Linked DNA regions of Homo sapiens: region 2 is linked to region 1. Evidence: chromatin contacts called from ENCODE Hi-C or POLR2A ChIA-PET data. All regions are on one chromosome and are shown on one strand. The core of a region is the stretch at or near the end of the contact, and the rest is flanking DNA. Distances in the headings are between cores, read along the strand shown. Region 1 holds the start of PWWP3A (PWWP domain containing 3A, DNA repair factor). Region 2 holds the start of ADAMTSL5 (ADAMTS like 5).

The links. A loop is a pair of places that touch in the nucleus more often than their neighbours do. ChIA-PET counts read pairs that join two places held with the same protein, here RNA polymerase II (POLR2A). Pooled maps may share reads with other maps.
Region 2: a loop to region 1 is called in a pooled map, with 2.4 times the contacts of the local background. The contact joins the promoter of ADAMTSL5 here to the promoter of PWWP3A in region 1. A Hi-C loop is called at or near these places in 6 of 50 pooled maps. POLR2A ChIA-PET finds 5 or more read pairs at or near these places in 2 of 52 experiments (H1 and K562).

The regions. Positions count from the first base shown.
Region 1 is chr19:1,350,993-1,357,619 of GRCh38, forward strand. PWWP3A (PWWP domain containing 3A, DNA repair factor) reads left to right here and starts at 3,967. Exons shown (of 14, transcript NM_001369789.1): 1 at 3,967-4,143; 2 at 5,332-5,457; 3 at 6,017-6,102. The coding sequence starts at 5,401. RefSeq lists silencers at 3,626-3,725, 3,711-3,871, 3,756-4,045, 4,106-4,175 and an enhancer at 3,768-4,653.
Region 2 is chr19:1,508,038-1,514,634 of GRCh38, forward strand. It overlaps ADAMTSL5 (ADAMTS like 5), which reads right to left and starts at 4,982. Exons shown (of 12, transcript NM_213604.3): 1 at 4,926-4,982; 2 at 2,808-3,123; 3 at 2,602-2,693; 4 at 2,331-2,391; 5 at 2,113-2,221; 6 at 406-533; 7 at 1-72. The coding sequence starts at 2,906. LOC124904609 (a long non-coding RNA gene) reads left to right here. Exons shown (of 2, transcript XR_007067084.1): 1 at 1-79; 2 at 627-1,077. RefSeq lists an enhancer at 1-556 and silencers at 1-80, 4,807-5,176, 6,016-6,095.

The DNA.
Region 1 (6,627 bases), core at 2,717-5,216:
TATGTAAAAACCTGGCTTGTGTGAAGGGGGCTGGTAATTGGACATCTGTAAAGCTCCTTGGCAGTGGGGCCCCGTCAAAGCTGGCAGTCGTAGCTCCGTGTTAACAAGGTCAAGGTCTGGTCAAGGTTTCCAGTGTGGTCCCCTTATGGCCTAATTAGGGACTTGAATGGGTTGGAACACTGATTGAGTTTCAGTTCAGAGGCTATTTTGATGTTACAGTTCAATCACTTTAGAAAATATAGATTCAGTTCTGGTTCAGGCTGGAACACTAGGTGTGTGTCTGTGTGTTTTAATCTTTGATTTAGTTCATGGTTCAGTATCAAACTTAATACATTTTTCACCCATCATCAGATTAACAAAGATGAGAGAAATAATCACGCCCGGCCCTCGTGCAGGGTGTTAGATGGGCCGTGGTAATGCGGGGCTGCCGCCAATGTGAATTGGTACCTTTCTGAAAAGCAACTTGACGTCATCTGTCAAACGCCTTGAGGATGTCCAGACCCTCAGACCCAGCAATTTCCGCCTCCAGGGATTTATCATAAGGATATAATCAGAGGTGCACCAAGATTTACATAGGAGAGTTGCTTTCTGCGGCCTTATTTAAATCATGGAAAAATCAGGAATCGCTGAAATGTCTCACAATAGCGGTCTGGTTAATAAAAATACGATAGCGACCGTTGTCTTACAACGCCTTGAGTAGCAGAGGGAATTGTGTATGATACATTTCCCGCAGAAGGGGAAACGTTTTAATTAAAGCCATAACTGACGTGGAGCCGGAAGAAGCCTGTGAAAGGACGTTCTTGCATCGACCTGCCAGGCCTTTGTGCTGCCTTAGAAGCAGCCGCTTTATTGCAACTGTGAATCTCTATGGTTTAGGAGAGAAATTCATTCTTTAAACAAAATTTGAGTGAGCGCTCGGTGACACGGACTGGGCTTACAATGGTGAAGAAAACAGGACTCAGGGAACTCACAGACGAATGGAGAAGACATTTAATAAAATAAGACCTAACATTTCACCACTGGCACAAGTACTTTAAAAGCATTAATTTATTTAATACCAGAGCCAGAGGCCAGGCACGGTGGCTCACGCCTGTCATCCTAGCGTTTTTGGGAGGTCGAGGTGGGTGGATTATGAGGTCAGGAGTTCGAGACCAGCCTGGCCAACATGGTGAAACCGTCTCTACTAAAAATACAAAAAGTAGGCGGGTGTGGTGGCGTGTGCCTGTAATCCCAGCTACTGGGGAGGCTGAGGCAGGAGAATGGCTTGAACCTGGGAGGTATAGGTTGCAGCGAGCCGAGATTGCACCAGTGCACTCCAGCCTGGGCAACAAGAGCAAGACTCTGTCTCTAAAACAAATTAAAAAAATATACCTCATTTGAGCTCATAGGAGCTTTGAACTCCTGGGCTCAAGGAATCCTCCCATCTTGGCCTCCCAAAGTGTTGGGATTACAGGCGTGAGCTGTTGCCACGCTGTGTTTTGTTTTGTTTTGTTTTTGAGACAGGGTCTTGCTTTGTCATGTGGAGTGCAGTGGTGCAATCACGGTTCACTGCAGCCTCGACCTCCCAGACTCACGCAATCCTCCTGCCTCAGCCTCCTGGGTAGCTGGGACTACAGGTGTGCATCACCATGCCTGGCTAATTCTTTTTTGTTTTTGTACAGGCAGGGTCTCACTATGTTGCCCAGGCCTGTCTCCAACTCCTGGGCTCATGTGATCCTCCCATCTCAGCCTCCCAAAGCACCTCCCAAAGCACAGGCGGGAGCCACCGCACTGGGCCCCACTCCTCCTGAGGCAGAGGCTTGGATCTGGCACAGCACCCCTTCTGCTGTATTCCCTGGGCTGAAGCAGGTCACACGCCAGCCCAGGATTTTTTCTTTTTTCTTTTTGAGACAGAGTCAGTCTTGCTCTGTCACCCACATTGGAGTACACTGACGCGATCTCAGCTCACTGCAACCTCCGCCTCCTGGGTTCAAGAGATTTTCTTGCCTCAGCCTCCCAAATAGCTGGGATTACAGGTGCACACTACCACGCTCAGCCAATTTTTGTATTTTTAGTAGCGATGGGGGTTTCTCTATATTGGCCAGGCTGGTCTCGAACTCCTGACCTCAGGCGATATGTCTGCCTTGACCTCCCAAAGTGCTGGGATTACAGGCCTGAGCCACCGCCAGCTCAGATTTAACGTGAGAGGATATCAGAGACATAGTTCTTGCCAACCACCCACAGACCACCACCCCCATTTTATAGACAAACTGAGACGGCTGAGCAAGGTGGATCCTACCTGTGATCCCAGCACTTTGGGGAGCCGAGGTGGGAGGATCACTTGAGCCCAAAAGGTCGAAACCAGCCTGGCCAGCATAGCAAGACCCTCTCTCTACAAAAAATAAAAATCTTAGCCAGCCATGGTGGTGCGCACTGTGGTCCCAGCTACTCCGGAGGCTAAGGTGGAAGGATCATTTGAGCCTGGGAGGTTGAGGCTGCAGTGAGCTATGACTGGGCCGCTGCACTCCAGCCTGGGCCACAGAGCCAAACTTCGACTCAAAAATGTAAATAAAAATAAAAAACAAGTGAAAGGTGAACATTCTCAACTTGATAAAGGAAAAAAAATCAGTCGCTGAGGTTGCTGGGATCGACCGAAGACACAAACCTTCTATTCCCGCAAATGTGAGAAGGAAAAAGAAGTTAGAGCCGGCTTTGCTGTCGCCCCTTCCCCTTGAAGAGTCGGGGCCAGTGCGTGACGAATGCTGCTGTAAGTCTTTTAATTTTTTCCTTTTTTGAGACGAAGTCCCACTCTGTTGCCCAGGCTGGAGTGCAGTGGCGCGATCTCCCCTTACTGCAAGTTCCGCCTCCCGGGTTCAAGCGATTCTCCTGCCTCAGCCTCCTGAATAGTTGGGATTACAGGCATCGCCACCACGCCCGGCTAATTTTTCTATTTGTAGTAAAGACGGGGTTTCACCATGTTGGCAATGCTGGTCTCGATCTCCTGACCTCATGTGATCTGCCCGCCTCGGCCTCCTGCTGGGATTACAGGAGTGAGCCTGTATCTTTTTTATAGAGATGGGGTCTCGCCATGTTGCCCAGGCTGGTCTCCAATCCTTGGGCTTAAAGGATCTGCCAATTCGGCCTCCTTTGCTTTTAAAGAACTGTGGGGGCTGGCGAGGTGGCTCAGGCCTGTAATCCCAATACTTTGGGAGGCCGAGGCAGGCCGATCACCTGAGGTCAGGAGCTTGAGAGCAGCCTGATCAACATTTAGTATTCTCTACTAAAAATACAAAAATTAGCCGGGTGGGGTGGCGCGCACCTGTAATCCCAGCAGGAGGAGGCTGCAGTGAGCTGAGCTCGCGCCACTGCACTCCAGCCTGGGTGACAGAGCGAGACTCCGTCTGAAAAAAAATCAAAAACCGCTCAGGGAAAGGCCTGACACTGATGGAGCGACCGCTCCGGGGCTCCCGCCACCCGCGGCTGTTTCCGGTGCCCCCCGGGGTCTTGGGACCCTCCCAAGGTGGGTCCTGCTCTAGTTCAGAAGCTTATGACGCCTTTGCGGGGATGCCTGGCTTTGGGATCGGTTGGGATCTGCTGGAATTGGGTCCGTGGCGCGCAGCTCCCGGGCTGGGAGGTGCCGTAGGACCTGGAAGATTCTCGAAAGTTCTGGAAGGTTCTCTCAGGGATCGCCGCGGGCGGGGGAGCCTGTTTTCCCACCGAGACCCGCGAGGGCGGTGTCCGGGGTCTGACTGCAGGACAAAGGGCCGGGAGCGCGGGAGGGCGGCGCCCGGGAGCGGCCACACATGCCCCGCCAACCGGTCTCCTCAGGCAGCACTCCCGGGAAAAAGGGGTAGACGCGCGGCGGAAGGGGCGGGGCCGGCGCGCGGCCGTGGACGCCGGAGAGGGCGAGGCCGGCGCTCCTTGGGAGCGCGCGCGTCCCATTGGGCAGCGGGCGGAAGGGGGCGGAGCTTGGCGCCGCCGCGAGGCAAGCCCCGCCCCCGGCCCCGCGGGGAGCGGCGGCGGCGGCGGCGGCGGCGGTGGCGGAGGCGGTGAGCGCGGGCGGCGCGGACGGCAGCGGTTGGCGGGCGGGTCCTCCGCTGTTGCGGCCGCTGCGGCCTCCTTGCCCGGGCTTGGGGCGCCGCGCTGGGGAAAGCCGGGGGCCCGGTGAGCCCGCGGGATGCGTCCCCTCGGTTCCGCCGGGCGGGGCTGAGGCGAGGAGGCCGGGCCTGGGGGGAGGGGGGGCCCCGGCCTAGAGACTCCTCCGGGAGCGCCCGGTCCCTACCGCCGTGGGTCCCCCACTCTGCCCGGACCCCCTTTTCCGCCCCTGGCGCCGTGGGCCCCTCACTTTGCCTGGACTCCTTTTCCCGTCCCTGCCGCCCGGACCCCATCTCTTGCTTGGACCCGCTCCCCCATCCTTGCTGCCTGGACCCCTATCTCCTTCCCTGGATCCCCCTCACGTCTGCCGTGAACCCCATCTCTTGCCTGGACCCCCATCTGCTTCCCTGGATTCCCCACCCCCAACCGTGAAATCCCCCATCCCTGCCACCTGGACCCTCCGCTCCACCTCCTCCGTGAGCCCTCGTTCTTGCTCCCTGAGCCCCCCCGCTTCTGCTGTGACCCCCTTCTCTGTTGCCTGAATCCCCCGTTCCTGCAAGCCGCAACCCTTCCTCCGCCATGAAATCTTGTCCCTGCTGCCTGGACCCCTACTTCTGCTGCTGCTGTGATCCCCTCTCTTGCTGGAAACGCCACCCCTACCTCTGCTGGGAACCTCCTCTTCCCTGCTGCGGGGACGCCCCCCTCCGTTGTTGCTAAATTCCACCCCCACCCCCAAACCTCCTTTTCATTTCTGTCAACAGCCAAGCCAGTCCTTCCCATTGATGCTGTGAACGGTCTGCAGCTGTCCCCGTTCTTTCAGGGACATGGCAGCCAAAAGAGCAGTCGTTTTTCCGCTCTTATTTTTGTGTGTGTGCTGTGGTCAACTGTTAACTCCCCAAATTGGGGAGGGTTGTGAGCTTTGATTGTGTAAAATGCCTCTCCTGCCGAGGTCGGAGGCAGGTCTTCCGCACGGAGATGATTTATTCAGGAGCCTTTTAAAACTGATCTAGATAGAACCTTTGGGAGGGACTGTGCTGTATTTTATTTATGAAAAAATGCAGGCGCCTCCCTGGATACCGAGCCCCGTCGTTTCTGTTTGTCAGTCTGCTTTTTGGCATTGAGCATCTCAATGCAAGATTGTGGAATTAAACCATCTACTTGAGGCTAAGTCGAGCTAACCTTTGCCCCTGAGGGCTGTGTCTGCGTTAACATCGCCAGCAAACAGTTGTATAAACCACCGTGCAAATTTCGTTCCAGGACACATTGGCGTGAGACCTGGGAGTACGTTGTGCCAAATCATTGCCACTTGCCACATGAGTGTAAATGATGGCGGATGCCAAGTATGTCCTCTGCCGATGGGAAAAGCGATTATGGCCTGCGAAGGTGACAGCCATTATTCTGTAACTTCAGGACTTAGAAATGACTTTCGGGTGACAAGTAAAATCTTGATCAGGAGATACCTAGGATTTGCTTCAGTGAAATAATTGAGCCAGAACACGGTTGGCACTGATTCTCGTTCCCCATTTAATGGGGTTTTGGTCTAGTGCTTCCAAGGTTACACTTCCAGAAATGTCTTTTTTTTTTCACACTAAAAAAAAAAAAAGAATCAGCTGTAAAAAGGCATGTAAGGCTGTAACTCAAGGAAAGATCTGGCAAGCAGCCCTGTGATAGTAAATTATGGTCGTGTTCAGGGAATGCTTTCCAGCAATTCAGTAGACAGTGCTCAGCTGCAATGCAAAAGCCCAGGTCCTTGTCTTTGTCTGCCACTGGCCTCTCATGCCTCAGTTTCCCCATCTGTGAAACAATGGGGATTGGACCAAATATCTGAAATCCCATGGTTATAGGCCTTCAGGATTACCTGCTGCATTTGTGCTAAAGTTTGCCACTGTTTCTCACTGTCAGCTGTTGTAATAACAAGGATTTTCTTTTGTTTTAAATGTAGGTTTTGGCCCGAACCGCGACTTCAACAAAAAATAAGAGAAGAAAGGAATATTTTCTAGCTGTGCAAATCCTCTCTCTAGAGGAAAAGTTAAGTGTTGTGTTGTTTTAATACTGTTTTTTCCCGTGTAGATTTCTGATACTTCAATCCCCTACTCCCCCAAAACAGTTGAAGCCCAGCCCACTCTTAATGGGCTTATTCACCATTTGTGTAATTCATTAATGCTCATAATAACCTCATGAGAAAGCAACTAGTTTGATTTTATGTCAGTTTGGAAGCTGAAGATCCAAACGAGGCATTCTGTGAGATCTATGGAGAGATTGGTACAAACACTGAATACATGTAAATTATACTCAGGGTAGACCCTATTTGTGGTTAAAATAGGGATATTTCCTTTTTTTTTTTTTTTTTTGACTGTTTCTTAATCAGTGCCATGCCAGGAAAATAGGGATGTTTCCTTCCCAGAGATCTGTGTGTCTTTTTTCAGAAACGTCTGTGACAGGCCCATCAATTTTGAAATATTTGGTTTTTGAGCCTGTCACTCTAAACCAGCGTTTAACGTTCAAAAGGCAAATAACTGATGACCAGGCGGCACATTGTTCTGCTCCGTGAGT
Region 2 (6,597 bases), core at 3,732-6,231, 160 kb after region 1:
GTTGGCGCCTCCGCAGCGGCCACAGCGGTCCTCGAGGGCACCCGAGCCCAACAACCCATCACAGCCGGCGCTCTAAAGGGTGAAGGACAGGCGCGGCGTCACTGACGCTGGGAGGGGCAGGACCTGGGGAAAGGGCAGTGCCTGGGAGCAAGAGGACGAGGCCTGGAGGGAAGATGGGGGTGGAGCCTAGGGAGGAGCAGGACCTGGCGGGAGGAGGATGGGCTTGGCGCCCGGGAGTGGGTGCCTAAGGGGGGCTGGGGGCAGGGCCTGGAAGGGGAGGGGGAAGGCGGTGGAGCCTAGGGAGGGGGTGGAGGCTAATGGGAGGAGGGCGGAGGTGGAGCCTAGGATGGGTGGGGCCTGAGTGGGAGGTGGGCGGGGCTCGGGCGGGGCCTGACGAGTCCTTACAAGGCAGCGGCCAGCCACGCAGACCCCCTGGGCACCCGGGCTGCAGGCGGTGCCGTCCAGGACGCGGCCGAAGCTGTGGTAGAAGGCGTGCCCCTCAGCCAGGCAGTTGAGGTCGCACTGGTTGGGCGCTGAGGGCAGGAGGAGTCGGTGGGCCGGGGACCCCTGTTCGAGCTCCAGTCCCCCTCTACCAAGCTTCATCAGGCAACCATCACTTTGGGCAGATGAAGCCCAGAGATTTGGCCAAAGCCACACATCGAGGCTGAGGCAGAGCCAGGACTGGACCGTAGGTGCTCTGCGTCCAGCAACCTGGGACTCGCAGGCAAGTATCCTGGGGCTGCATTCATTCATTCATTCATTCATTCATTGTCTTTATATTAGGAGTCCTTACATATTATTCATTTTTAACACCATTACTCATTCTTCATTCCACTGAACACCTACTGTTTTCCAGACACTGTTCCAAGCTCTAGGATACAGAAGCAAGAATTCAATCAGTGTGCAGATGGATGGCCTTAAAAAAGGCCAGGTGTGGTGTCTCATGCCTGTAATCCCAGCACATTGGGAGGCTGAGGTGGGCAGATCTCCTGAGGCCAGGAGTTCAAGACCAGCCTGGGCAACATGGCGAGACCCCCCCGTCTCTACCAAAAATACAACAATAAAAATTTAGCCAGGCTTGGTGGTGGGAGCCTGTAATCCCAGCTACTCCGGAGGCTGAGGCAGGAGAATCGCTTGAACCAGGGAGGTGGAGGCTGTAGTGAGCCAAGATCATGCCACTGCACTCCAGCCTGGGTGACAGAGCGAGACTCCATCTCAAAAAAAAAAAAAAAAAAAAAAAAAGAAGATCTGAGCATCTGGCCCAGGCACCAGCAAGTACCCAATGAAGTGTTTGTCCAGTACTGACTGGACTGAGTCCCGCACAACTGAGCTGTGTCGCTGGTCCTCCCTGGGCCTCAGTTTCCCCTTCTGCCTGGAAGTGGGGCAAAATGAGCTGTCTGATCAAACACAAAGGCCGACAGCCCTGATCTCCACTCCTCCTTCTCCAGCTCCTTCTGGCTCCCATTTCCCTGAGCCTGGCTGGTGGACCCTGCCTGGAACGGATCCTGGGCTGGCCCTAGTGGGCCTCTGCGGGGGTGGGATCACAGCAGGTTTCCTCCAATTCTCAGATTGATGGAAGGAAGGAAGGGAGGGAGGGAGGGAGGGAGGGAGGAAGGAAGGGAAGGGAGAAAGGGAAGGAAGGGAAGGAAGAAAGGGAAGGAAGGAAGGAAATGAGGTTGATGGATGGCACTTTGTCCATTCTAGGCTTTTCTTATATCTGTGTCTGCCTTCCCCATGGCGTGTGAAGCTGCCTGTCTCCCTGAAATCTGGAGGCGCACTGACCCGGGCACGTAGTTATATAACTCGCTATTTTCAGCTCAATGCAGCAACATTTCCTGCTACTGGGATAAGTTTGAGAAGTGTTGGCCTCTGGATACAGCTCTAAGTCAATCCTTAGTTGGGTGTTCAGCCCTGTGCAGAATGAACCCTGCTTCCCTCTGCCCCTGTTTCACGCCTAACATATGCTGTTTCTGTTTCACTAACTCCTACATATCCTTCAAAGCCCTAGCACTAATACCCTCTTCTCTTTGCAACCCTCCAAGACCCTCTCCCTGAGACTAATGAGTTGTTCGCTCTGGACCAATTCTGACCACAGGAGACCAGACTACTCACCCCCATGGAAGGGCACCCACTGGTAGGTCTTCTGGGTGCCCAGGACAGGGCGGCCATTGTACAGGGCACACTGTAGGTCTCGGAAGGGCACAGCCCCTGGGGGGCAGTCCTAGGGACAGAGATAGGTGAGCCAGAGGCTGGGACAACCCCAAGGGGCAGGTGGTGGGCTTCAGGCAGTCTGGGGTGGGAGAGTGGTCTGGGAGGTGGGCAGGGCTTACTGGCAACTGGCAGAGGCGGTACTCATGGGAGTCTCCCCAGCACGGTTCTTCCCCAGGAAGCCTGAAGGGAGACAGAGTGTGGCGAGAACCCCCAGGGACCCCCTCCCAGGGCTGGCCTTCCACCCTCCGCCCCCGCCAACCCCACCCGCATTCCAGCGGGATCAGGGGGATTAAAGGGCACAGCATGTGTGGGCAGGCCGAGGGTGCGGCCAGGGGCCGGGCTGGGCCGGCGGGGGAGGAGGGGCAGGGACCCCCTCCGGGCCCCGCTCACCGGAGGCAGCGCCGGCTGCGCACAGAGACGCCACGCCCGCAGGAGCTGGAGCAGCGGGTCCAGGACACCCACGGGGTCCACTCGCCCGGACCCTACTTGGGGAGACAGAGGCACGGTCAGCCTTGTAGGGGGACGCTGGTGACCCCACACTGCTGACTGGGTCCCCATTCCCACTCGCCACCCCCTGGGCTCATGCCCCCCCTTACCTGAGCACTGACCCCCAAACCACAGTTCAGCAGGGCCCACAGGAAGAGCAGGAGGTTCTGGAAGAGGTGGGGCCTGGGGAACAGAGGGGCCGAGTCCATAGAGCCACCGCCAGAGACACAGGGTTGTGTCCCGGCTCTGCCCTGACTGGCTGTGTGATCTTGGAAAGTAACTAAACCTCTCTGAGCCCTACCTCTCGTCTCTGAAAAACGGGGTAATAGAGCCTCCCTTACAGGAAAGTTGAGGGGTCCTGTGGATCAGGTAAAGAAGACAGGAGACGTGGAGCCCGGTATGGAGAGGAAGAACTCAGAATGTCATCTGCAATTATTATTGTTGTTAGTTAGTTTGTTTTTGAGACGGAGTCTCGCTCTGTCGCCCAGGCTGGAGTGCAGGGGTGCGATCTCGGCTCACTGCAACCCTCCCCGGTTCAAGTAATTCTCCTGCCTCAGCATCCCGAGAAGCTAGGATTACAGGTGCCTGCCACCACGCCGGACTAATTTTTGCCGTTTTAGTGGAGACAGGGTTTCACCATCTTGGCCAGGTTGGTCTCAACCTTCTGACCTGAAGTGATCCACCTGCTTTGGCCTCCCAAAGTGCTAGGATTATAGGCATGAGCCACTGCACCCAGCCTACAATATTATTGATATGTGTATTGTGCTATAATGCAGACAGTAGGTGCTTAATCGATGCTTGATGATTGGAGGGATCATTCAAAAATAGTACACAGGTGCCTCCTAGGGCTGGGGCCCCCTCCCCGCCCTCCCCACCATCACTGCTTCTACCTTTCCGTGTGGCCTGAGGCCAGCCACTCCACTCTCCCAGGCCTCAGTTTCCCCATCTGTGCAGTGGGGGCCAAGTGGACTCAGTCCATGATTCTGTGACACCCTGCGGAAGGTGCGGCCGGCAGGGGCTGGATCAGGAGTTGGGTCCCTAGAAGAGGCCCTCAGCTGCACCCCGGCCCCAGGGCTCCCTCAGCTCCCAGACAGCAGGGAGTCCCCCGGATTGGGGATGGGACAGGGAGGGGGTGACCTGGCCCAGGTCCGTTCGGTGCCTCATGGCCTCATCGGCGGAGGGGGTGGGACTGAGCTCCGGGGCAGCCCGTGGAGGGAAGGGGCCACTGCTGAGGCTGGAGCAGGGAAGGGGAGGAGGCTGACTGCCTCTCTGGGCCTTAGTTTCTCCATCCTGTCAGGGCAGGGATGAAGTCACTTGCCATCCACACCCTCCTCATGACCCCAGCCTGCAGGGGGAAAGAGGGGGGAAGGGAAGCAGCCGCCAAGTGAGCCAGGGCGTCCTGCTGCCAGCAGAGCCTGAAGGCAGGTGGGTGAGCCCCGGCCCGGGCACCAGCTGGGGAAGAGGCTGGGTCCCACCTGGACCCTGTTTCCCTGGCTCCAGCATTTGGACTTCTGAGGCACCAAGGGTCTAGGGTCCTGGGTATCTCTAGGTACTGAGACAGCTGTGTGGTCTGCTGCATCCGTGCCCCTCTCTGAGCCTAGAGCCTGGGCTGGCCCAGGAAGCAGGAAGAAGTCTGCACCAGAAACTTAAAACAAGGGGAGGGGGGCCAGGTGCGGTGGCTCACGCCTGTAATCCCAGCACTTTGGGAGGCCAAGACAGGCGGATCACCTGAGGTCAGAAGTTTGGGACCAGCCTGACCAACATGGTAAAACCCCATCTGTACTAAAACACAAAAATTAGCCCGGTGTGGTGGTGCACACCTGTAATCCCAGCTACTTGGGAGGCTAAGGCAGGAGAATCGCTTGAACCCAGGAGGCGGAGGTTGCAGTGAGCCGAGATGGGGCCAATGCACTCCAGCCTGGGCGACATAGTGAGACTCAGTCTCAAAAACAACCAACCAACCAAAAAAAACAGGGGGAGGGGGCTTGACCTTCTGACCACCCCCACCGGACTCTAAGCCTGGTTTGAGGAGTGGGGGTCTAGGTGGTGAAAAGTGGGGGGCTACAAGGACCACCCTACCCCCTCCTCAATGGGCCCTGCCCAGAATCAAGGCTCTCCCCTCCCCGTGTGGGCTGCAGCCCGGACTGGCGGAGGGATCTCAAGGCAAGCCGCACCTCTGGGCCTCAGTTTCCCCCGGAGAAAGTGGGAGGATAGGCAGATGGACTTACCGGCTGCGCGGAGCCCAGGCAGCGCGTCCCGGCTCCCTGAGCGGCCCCAGGGCGAGCGGAAGCGGCGGGGCCCAAGGTGCTGGGCGGGGTGGGGAGCCTGGGACGGTCCCTCCCACCGCGGCCTCCGCAGGCGCGCCCAGGCCCGGGTCAGGAGGGGCGGCGGCCCCGGGCGCCCTCGCGCGGCGGGCGCGGATCTGCGGCAGGGGACTGCCCGGCGGACGCGAGCGCAGGGGTCCCGGAGCCGCAGGCTGGTGTCGGGCGCCCGGGTCCGGGTGACCTTGGCAGGCTCGGGCGGGGGCGCGGCGCGGGGACTGACCGCCCTCCTCTGCCCCGGGGCTGCTATTCCGGGCGCCGCGCTCAGGGCCCGGGAATGTGCGCGAACCGAGGTCACCCCGCCCTGGGTCTGGGAGTCCCGGGCGCTGCCCCTACCCCGCCGACGCCCGGATTGCGTCCCACCGGCGTCCCCATCCCCGGTCACAGCCCCCTCCCCTGGTCCTGCCCCTCACCCCTCTCGCGGGGGGTCGACCTGCTCGTGGATGGGGACCCTGGCGCGCCTGGGCTCCCATCCGGGGGTTCCCCGACCCAGGTCCCGGTCACCCCCAGCGCAGGGCCCCAGCGCACTGGGGAGAGGCTCGGCCCCGTGGGCCGCGCGCGGGGGGCGGAGAGACCCTCCCAGCTGGCGCATTCCCGGGCGCTGCTGTCACCAGGGGACGCGCCCCACCCCGCCTCCCGCCCTCCCTGCCGGGCCCCGGGGCTGCCAGCGGGGCTTCAGAGCCAGACCCGGGTCCAGGCGGTCCCTCTCCCTCACAGCCGCGGCCACACCCTCTCCGGCCTCAGTTTCCCCATCCCAGCAGTGGGCCCGGCAGGGATCTCCACCGCGAACCTTCCATCTGGAATCCGGCTCTGCGCGGACCGGCAACGCGAGGGGGCACCCCGGGACTCCCCCCACCCCACCCTTTCCCGCCGGGCGTCTGTGAGCCGCCCCGTGCCCACCCACGCAGGGATGAGACCAGGCCCTGGGTTCTGGGCTCCACCAGTTTCTGGTGTCGCCCCACGGCGCCCCCTGGCGGGCGGGCTGAGGGACTGGGGCACTAAAGGAGGGGGTGGAGGGACTGTCCTGCTCCCTGGGCTCCACCCAGGCTCGGTCTGAGCACCCCCTCCTCCAGGAAGCCCACCCTGCTGTCCCACAGCGCTGACCACAGGGAGAGAGGTTTGCTGGGGACATACAGGGTGTTGCTGGTCCAACTCAGTCTGCCCTCCAGCCTGTAGCATGTCAGCAGAGCCACCCATATGCCATTTATTGAGCACCTACTGTGTGCACAGCTGTGAACAACCCAGCCAGTCCCAGGCCAGCGGGTAAGGCAGCCCCCTGGAATGTATGACCCCCCACCTTCTGACCTGGACTATTGGAGAAAATAGCCCAGGCCCACCACTGATGGCCCCAGGTTGGGGGGTGGTGGTTGCGGGGATGTCAAGAAGGCCCTCACTGAAGGGGTCAAGAGAGAAGGGCAGGCCGGGCGCGGCGCCTCATGCCTGGAATCCCAGCACTGTGGGAGGCCGAGGCAGGCGGATCACCTGAGGTCAGGAGTTTGAAGCCAGCTTGGACAACATGGTGAAACCCAGTATCTACTAAAAATATAAAACTTAGCCAGGCATGGCGGTGAGTGCCTGT